2 separate regions of the Homo sapiens genome follow, and region 1 is linked to region 2. A link is a loop called in an ENCODE intact Hi-C map of the cell type or tissue named here. Cell type or tissue: PC-3. All regions are shown on one strand. Each heading gives the region's core, and the rest is flanking DNA. Links, peaks and the distances in the headings are about the cores only. Region 1 overlaps LOC107984195 (a long non-coding RNA gene). Region 2 has its middle 52 kb from the start of LINC00702.

The links. Peaks named below come from ENCODE experiments on the same cell type or tissue, not always from the same donor. Only the 100,000 strongest peaks of a DNase experiment are listed, where the experiment ranks them.
Region 1: it touches region 2 in a loop (12-fold over the local background); 1 of 110 quality-filtered maps calls a loop at or near these places.

Annotation. Positions count from the first base shown.
Region 1 is chr10:4,057,387-4,061,789 of GRCh38, forward strand. All of the region lies in intron 4 of LOC107984195 (a long non-coding RNA gene), which reads left to right. Among named protein-coding and RNA genes, the nearest start is that of MIR6078, 68 kb to the left of the region's middle. In PC-3, for the core only: no CTCF peak of the experiment used is centred there; no DNase peak of the experiment used is centred there; H3K27ac peaks cover 949 bases.
Region 2 is chr10:4,189,620-4,194,022 of GRCh38, forward strand. No RefSeq gene overlaps it. Among named protein-coding and RNA genes, the nearest start is that of LINC00702, 52 kb to the right of the region's middle. In PC-3, for the core only: no CTCF peak of the experiment used is centred there; a DNase peak (open chromatin) is centred at 1,992; H3K27ac peaks cover 3,507 bases.

The DNA of each region.
Region 1 (4,403 bases), core at 244-4,243, 130 kb before region 2:
CAACACTAAATGGGAATCGACTCAACATTCTGGTTGAAAAGCAAATATTTTCATACTGGATTAAAAAATATCTAGCTAAATGCTATTTACGAGAGACACATCCAAATTACAAGAATTTAGAAAATTTGGCAGTTAAAAGAATTTTTCTTCTTGTAAACTGATTATCTATATCTATCACTGTTATAAACTGATATACATATATAAATGTTATGTAAATACACACAATTGTACACATATGCGTGTACACACAGACAAACAAAGGAAAGCTGATTTAATGCTCTTATTATTAGGCAAAAGAGACTTAAAAGGCAGAAACCACTACTAAAGATAAAGAGAGAGGATCATTATATAACACAAATGTTTCAATTTTCTCAAGGAAAATATAACTAAGCTTACATACACTTACTAATAAAGTTTCAAAAGTAAATATTAGCAAAACAAGGAAAAATAGAGTTCAGCATTTTATTAGGGAATATTTAATAGAATGGGCTTGCTTCACACTTTCTAGCTGTGTGACATCGGGATGTTTCTTGAGTTGTCTATGACTCATAATGGCAAAATGGTACAATAAGATAAATACTTCCTAATGTATTAAATAAAACAGTGTGGATAATGTACTTAGCAAAGTATCTAGTGTGCAGGAAATAGTCCATCAAAATTAAATACTGTTATTATAACATTTTTGATGAAAGTGGTAATAAAGCCACATTAGAGAAAAAAGACTTGAATTACTTTTGCACCCACCCATAGCAAATAATAATCTTTTCATTTCTGATTGCTGCTATGACCACAGAAAATAACAGAGCCATGAGGAAAGAGGAAAAACAAATAAAAAGCTATCTGATAGTGGAGGTTATTGCTCTATTTCCCTTGGAGGCAAAACATATTTTCAAAAAAATTCTTCTTTTCCTCCAAATTCTCCAACTTTTATTTTTAAATATACGTACTGCTATGAAATCCACATATTATTTTCTGCCTGAGTAATATTTTGAAACGCCAGTGACCATTTTGCTATTGACTCATTACGCTGCCGTTTTTTCGATCTATGTGAACATGTGTAGAAAGCTATGAAAACAGAAAGCACAGCATCACCAAAGGCAAGATAGAACCCACTGTTGGTATTGGATAGCGTTGCCTATATGATCAAAAATGTGTCATCGATTAAGTGTGAAACGTTTATTCTGGTCAATGGCTTCCCAATTTAGTGTAAACATATAATTCTATGCTGATTCCTCTGGTTAGAGCCATAGTATATCACCGTGGTCTTCCAGACGCCTTTGCGTTTACTTTGAGTATAGACATGATTGGGCTCAAGCTAAACTCAGTCGTCTTTGATTTGGTTGCATGCGGAGCCAGTGCCATCCATGCCACTCAGCTTCAGATTGTTTCTAAGTATCCCTGAAAAACATCAGGCACACACAGAACCACTACCTTACCCTTGGGGTTTGTCAACTCACAGACCTACTGCTTTACACAAAGAAGGTGGTTAAACATGCATTTCTTTTAAAGGCATATTTGGTCCCTCTAAAACAGCGCAATAAAATTGCACAATCTAAAGGAAGGAACAGTTTGTTTTGCCCTTTTTATTGCCAGTTAAATGCCAGTAGACTCTTAAAGTAACAGCAACCCGTGTAAAGGGGAAAAAAAAAAGCAAATAAAATTTTTATGAGTTAAAAATAAACCTAATGCTCTTTCCTCTTCCATAGTTTTACAAAACTTTCTATACCTTTTGGCAGAAGGAACTACATATAATATATAATATTTTTGCTCTGCAAATACCAGCAAGGCATCATATAAAATTATAGCTGTAGGAATGGAGATGCTGTAAAACCAAACAGGGAAAAAGAACATTTTCATACAGAGTAACACAGTTGATGTTATTTTCACTCTAACAAAGCAAAATTTATTGTAAGAGTAAAAGAAGCTGGGTGTGGTGGCTAACGCCTATAATCCCAGCACCTTGGGAGGCCGAGGTGGGCAGATCACTCAAGGTCAGGAGTTCAAGACCAGCCTGGGCAACATGGTGAAGCCCTGTCTCTACTAAAAACACAAAAATTAGCCAGGTGTGGTGGCTCATGCCTGTAATCCCAGTTACTCAGGAGACTGAGGCAGGTGAATTTCTTGAACCCAGGAAGCAGAAGTTGCAGTGAGCCAAGATCGTGCCACTGTACTCCAGGCTGGGCCACAGAGCAAGACTCTGTGTTTAAAAAAAAAAAAAAAAAGAAAGAAAGTGGCGTTGGCTGTATGCTTTATTTTGCTTGTATAAAACCTCTTAAAAATAGCATTCATTATAGGTGGCTCTTATTTTTAAACAGAGCAGTTGCTTCTTCTGTTCTGTGTCTGATTTAACACCTGAACGCCTTGTGACCCTTTTCAAGCATTTTAGCTGTAATGGTGCATCGGAGCCATCTGGAAGCCCAAGGGATTCTGATCCAATTGGCCTGAGGTGCCTCCGGGGTCTTTTCTTCCAGGAGTTTTCAAAGCTCCCCAGGTGACTGACGGGTAGCCAAAGTTGAGAACCACAAGTTAGATGACATCTAACCACAGCTTAGATGAGCAGGGATGCACAAAGTCAGTGGTAATGTGGAACGTCCGCCAAGAGGAAGCTACACCTCAGTCGTTAATGTCTAGTCTCCTTCCTGTTGCCCTGAGTTTAACTAGCTGTGATGCTACTCTTGACCACCTGGCCCAGGGCACCACCCTCCTTCCACCAACCCTAAATTTCACCTGAAGGGACCAGAGTAACGACGGTTTGGGAGTGGCGAGACAGGAACAGGGGAAAGGGACTCTTTTGATTTCCATTTTTTTCCCATCTTAAATGCTGACATATGCTCCAGAAAGTTTGTGTTGGTCTCCAAACACCAGCCAGAAGGGTTGCTTTAGCGTCGATGGCCTTGAGTTTCTGTTTGTTTCATTTTGTGTGTCCAGCATATCTTCTTTCGTGCATCAACAATTGTGTATAGCTTGCCTTAGGCTGAGCAGCAGGAGTGACAGACTTTTTTGGGGGGTGGGGGGCGTGCATCGGGGAAGAAGGGGAACCAAGAAGATGGGAAGGAGCCTGCAGAGGGTGTTTGGCTGGCATCACTTAGGCTAACCTTACCCAGGGCCAAAGATGTGGCACAGGCTGGCACAGAGTTGGAAGCTGATGCATGTTCATTATTTACCCTCAGCTAATGTCCAGTGCAGCTGCTGACATCTAGCACAGCTCGGCAAATCAAGCTGGCCAGAGATGGAAAATATTCTTACCCAAAACTTGATGGAATGCTAAGGGTGTCCCGGCATATTATCTGGAAAAATGTCATGGAAGGACTAGAAATTAAGCTGGATAAGGAAGACCTGATCCCTCCAGCTTAGAAACCTTACCTATTCAAAATAAGAGCTGCTGTTTCCTGTTGGATTCATAGACTATAATAATAATTTGTAATAATTTAGTTATAGTAATAGTTTCTTGTTACTATAATAATTATTTGTGAGAATTTGCTGGTAAACAGTAATTTTGTATTAGATAGTAATAATTAATTTATATTATGGTAAATCTAGAAATTACTAAATTTTATAAATAATTAATAAAAACTGAACCCCAAATTAGAACAGTGATGACAAAAGTAATAACGATAATCACAACAGTGTATATATAATATATATATATTTCCACATATAACTATATGGAGTTATCTTTATTATTCAGTTGCTCATGTATTTATCTGACTGTTTATTAATTACCTGGCTTCTAGGTGTTAAGCACTTTGTTATATGTTAAGTATACAACAATAAAGAAACAGATAGGGTCTCCATCCTCAGTAATTTGGTAGACTAGTGAGAGACAGGCATTAAACAATTAAAAATTCAAGGGTATATATTATGGCAAAAATGTGTTAAGGAAAAGAACTGGGACATGAGATAATTTATCCAAATTCCTACTTGGGTTCCAGTGATCTGAGGATACCCTTTAAGACCTTTAAGAAAATGACATTTAAACAGAATCCTGATTGATGGGCAAGAATCATTTTGGTTAAGAAATGGAAGGAGTTCATTTTATGCAGGAAGGGGAATGTGCAATGAGGTAAAAATACTTCCTGAAGAAGGAGCACTCACACATGCAGGCATGTGCAGGCACACCCACAACACGCCCTCACACATGACAGTCCAGCACGCAGTGTGCATAGACAGTCACGCTGGTGTCTGGCCCCCTCCCAGAATCTATGAAGATAGGACAAACTAACTGGGTGCCAAGGACCACAATTTTCAAAAACAAGAGCAGGGAAGTGCTGAGCGTCTGGGCAAATAAGTCTAGACTCTGATCTTGAAGATATGAATTCATTTCAGAACATTTGCTTGGACTATCTCCTTGTGCTTGCATAATCTTGCCTACACCACGATGTGCTAAGTTTAGACGTTCCTCC
Region 2 (4,403 bases), core at 110-4,109:
CATCCAAGTGTGTAGTTATTTTCCCAAGGTAATGTATTTTGTGCCACATCTAAATCTAATTTAATGTTTAGCTTACCTTCGTGCAGTGTGTATGCCTTTTAAATATACCTTCTTACGTTAGATGGTTCAACTTTTTATTTTTAACTTTTATTTTAAGTTCAGGGGTACATGTGCCGATTTGTTATATAGATAAACTTGTGTCATGGGGATTTGTTGTACAGATTATTTTATCATCCAGGTATTTAGGCTGAGTACCCATTAGTTATTTTCTCTGATCCTATCCCTTCTCTCACCTTCCACCTTCTGATAGGCCCAAGTTTCTGTTGTTCCCTTCTTTGTCCCCATGTGTTCTCATCATTTAGCTCCCATTTATAAGCAAGGACATGAAGTATTTGATTTTCTGTTTCTGCATTAGGTTGTTAAGAATAATAGCCTCCAGCTCCATCTATGTTCCAGCAGAGGACATGATCTCATTCTTTTATTTATGGCTGCATAATATTCCATGGTGTATATGTACCACATTTTCTTTATCCAGTCTATCACTGATGGGCATTTAGGTTGATTCTATGTCTTTGATACTGTGAATAATGCTACAGTGAACATATGTGTGCATGTGTCTTTATGGTAGAATGATTTATTTGCCTTTGGGTATATACCTAGCAATGGGAATACTGGTTCAAATGGTAGGTCTTCGAAGCATCGCCATACTGTTTTCCACAATGGTTAGATGAATTTAGACTCCCATCAACAGTGCACAAGCATTCATTTTTCACCATAAGATGGTTCAACTAAAAAAAATTAACTTTATACCTACCCCTACTTAATAATACATAATTTGAAATTTCAATGCATTCCGTTCTCAGAAGAGATCATGTTTTTGTTGTTGTTGTTGTTCAATTGATAAGGATGCAGCTGATGAGACAACTCATAAAATGTGCTCAAGATTACACAGCAGGTGCATACATAGAACTAGATTCCAGGGCCATTTTGACAATTTCTAGAAACCTCTCTGCCTTATCTGCGGGACTCGTTTATCCCAATGCTGAGTGTGTGGTAGAGAAATGCAGTTCCTGTTTCCAGAGTGTCTGCTTTCAAGAAACCCAGAGGCATTTATGACCGTGTCTGGTGGGCCCTACACGTTGGCCTACACGTCCAAAGGAGGACCCATGGGTCTCTGGGTTTTTGGCTTCAGATGCCTGACCTCATCCCTGTACAGAAAGACAGTCCACAGCATGAACATCTCTCTCCTCAGTGACCGTTTCCTCCTTCAGTAGCTGCCAGGACAGTCCTCACTTCCTCCCTATGGAAACGAACCAATTCCCCCACAACCCAGGTTGTGCCAGCGTATAATGGTGTCCCAATCACATGTACCATTCACTCAGCATTTCTTAGAACGAACTATCTGCAGAATATATTTCAAGCCTGTCTGTGTGCATGGCAGGTTTCTCACCCTCTAGCATTAAGAACAAAGAAATATAGTAAATCTCACTAATGCAAATCCTGGCATGTTTTTATGTCAGTTTCTTTTGCCAAACCTGAAAAGTTACTCTTCAAAACTGAAAAAATGCCAGAAGAACATTCTCATTTAGGAGTTAATGTTAATGTATTAATTAAAAAAAAAATCAGTAAAACCCAGGAAAAAAGACCCAAAGTCATAAAGCTGTTGAAGTGATAGCCACAAAGAGCACTTTTAAATCTTCAAAGAACACTAGAATTAATGCCCAATTAATTATCATCACCTTTGTGCAAGGTAGGTTTTATAAAGATGCAACATGGGGAAATTGAGCAACCTGCCCAAGGCAGGGGAATGAGTACCCAAGTCTCAGCCTTTCTAAATCGTAGGCAACGGTGTGCGTGTTCTTTTTGACCATGGGAGAAAACTAAAGCCCGTAAAAGGTGATTACAACATGAATACCTGATGTTTCAGATATTTGTCATAAACCCACAAATAAAATCTATCACCCATAAAGAGGTTTTACTGGAGTGAGACGATGATATATCTGCCCGGGGTGATGCTATGAAGCATGACTTTGACACGCTGGGTTTTCAACAGCATGGGAAATACAATAACTTTCCCCAAGTGAATGGTTGGGAGTGTGATTATTTACACACATTGAATTTTACGTACCCAAAGCAGGAAGGCAGCCAGCTTGGCCCATTTGCTAAGGATTTTGGACACAAGTGGGTCTGCTTGAGAGCCAGTCATAAAATGTTTGCTGGGCCAGTTCAGGGAAGGGTCTTGGAGGTAGCAATGGTGGGCAGTTTTAGGAAGTGGATTATGAGACACAAAGAGGTAGCATTTATTTACTGGCATTTACCCATTTCATAACTCAGAGAAAGTAGCATGTTTAAGGAAAGCGCAAAGAAAAGAATCTTTCTGGGACAAAGCAGCTGATTAGCAGGGACATGGAGGGGTTTTTAAGGGCGGTAAGGAAAGGCCCTACCCACGTCCCTCCCTGCCCCACTTCACCAGCTCTGACATGAATGGGTAGGGCGCTTGTTCTGCCCACAGCTATGACAAAAGCCCTAAAGCTTCATCTTCTAGGATTTCAAACTTTCTCACTGCTGTGCCAGCCATTTTATTTCACATGTTTCTAAAAGGAGTGATTTTAACAAAACCAATTGAGCAAATCCCCTATCCTCCCATCTATAAAGATGGCTACAGAGGGAGAAAGAGAACATTATTCTAAAGAAGCCACTATCTTTTCTGCCTCACTTTTCCTGCCCAAGCCACAGTGCCCTCCACACCAGCTGAACCCCCACTGATATAGGGGCTAATGCTCTGGGGACTTGGGGGGAATGTGGGTATGATGCCCATGGGGCCCGGAATGGGACAACTGGAGTAAAAAAGATATGTAAGTTTCCTGTGGGTCCGTGGACGCCATGGGCCACAGCTCAGGCATGAGCTGTCATGAAGGCCCTTGAGAGGGCCATGGGGTGGGCCACACCTGCTGCATTATTCGGGGGGGTCAGCAGGACACAATCTGGAGAACTTTACAGAGCCTCCAAAATGAAACAAAACATGCACACCCAAAACAAACAAACGAAAACTGGAGCCAACATTTGCACACATATTTTAAGAATAAAATGGACTTAATGCCTGCGTACAACTCGGTTCAGACTCAGTCAAAGTTGCAACGAACACCATTTTATTCACAGCGATTAGGATTTTGAAGAATGACATATATTGTTCCAGGAATAGTTCGCTGAGGAAATCACCAAGCAGCTCCAGCAGCCAGGCCCTGTGCTAGAAGGTGAGATGTGGAGATGGGGACCAGGACCCAGTGCTCCTAGAGGAGGAAGCCAGCTCCTGAGAAATCACACTCTGTGATCATACGTGAAGGTGCTCCACAGATGACGTCCTCTAACCCTGGTATCCAAGACTCCCAAATTCCCATCTCTCACCCTGCCTTTTCACTACAGCACCAGGAACTTTTACAGTGAGTTCTGAAATAAGATCATCACTTTGAGTAAAATCAGGCAGTCAAAATCGCAGGACTTACAGGGAAAATGGGGCGAGACCCAATGCTCAAAAATTCATCAGTGACAAGTGAAAAAGTTAGAAAATGATTGAGGACTTCAGCACAGTTTTGCATGGGCTAAGTGGCTGAGAAGACATAACTACAATAAGTCTGACAGTTTATTTTGAAAAAGCCCTCGTGTTTCTGTTTGGAAGTGGGTGTCCTGAGGGTTATGAAGTGGTGGCAGGGCGTATTTGATACAGGAAGGTATGTCCTAACCCCAGATGTAGAAAGGTGAGCTCAGGACATGAGGGAGAAATTTAAGTTGAATGCGTGGGTGCGTTTGTGTGTTCCTTCATGGCCTGGTACATCTGGGTAGCTTTCCGCATTGATCTAATATTCCTAATAGACATAAGCAAACATGACATTTGAGAATTTCTGTTATGCTCAAATTATTTCTTATTATACCAGTTGCATTGGAACCAATCTGAATTTCCAAACAAGCATTATGGTTTCTGCCTACTCAACACCTCCCTTAGTTATTTGCTGGCCCTTTTGTTTATAAAAAGGTCTTGAACAGAATTTGTGATTCTGCCCCACCGCCACTTCGCTGCACCCCTCATGAGTCTGCTCCCCCAACATTCTTTTTCATATGTAAGTAAAAATTGCAATCATCCATCCAGTTGCTCAGCCCCAAACCTAAGGGTGGATCATAAGTTTTCTCTTTCTCATTCCCCATATTCTCATCTCTTATGTCAGAAAATCTGAGAGTGACAGTGTCTCACTCTCTCACCCAGGCTGGAGTGCAGTGGTGCCATCATAGCTCACTGCAGACTCTAACTCTTGGGCTCAAGTGATCCTCCCACATCCACATCCCAAGTAGCTGGGACTACAGGTGTGCATCACCACACTTGGATAATTCTTCGTTTAATTTTTTCTTTG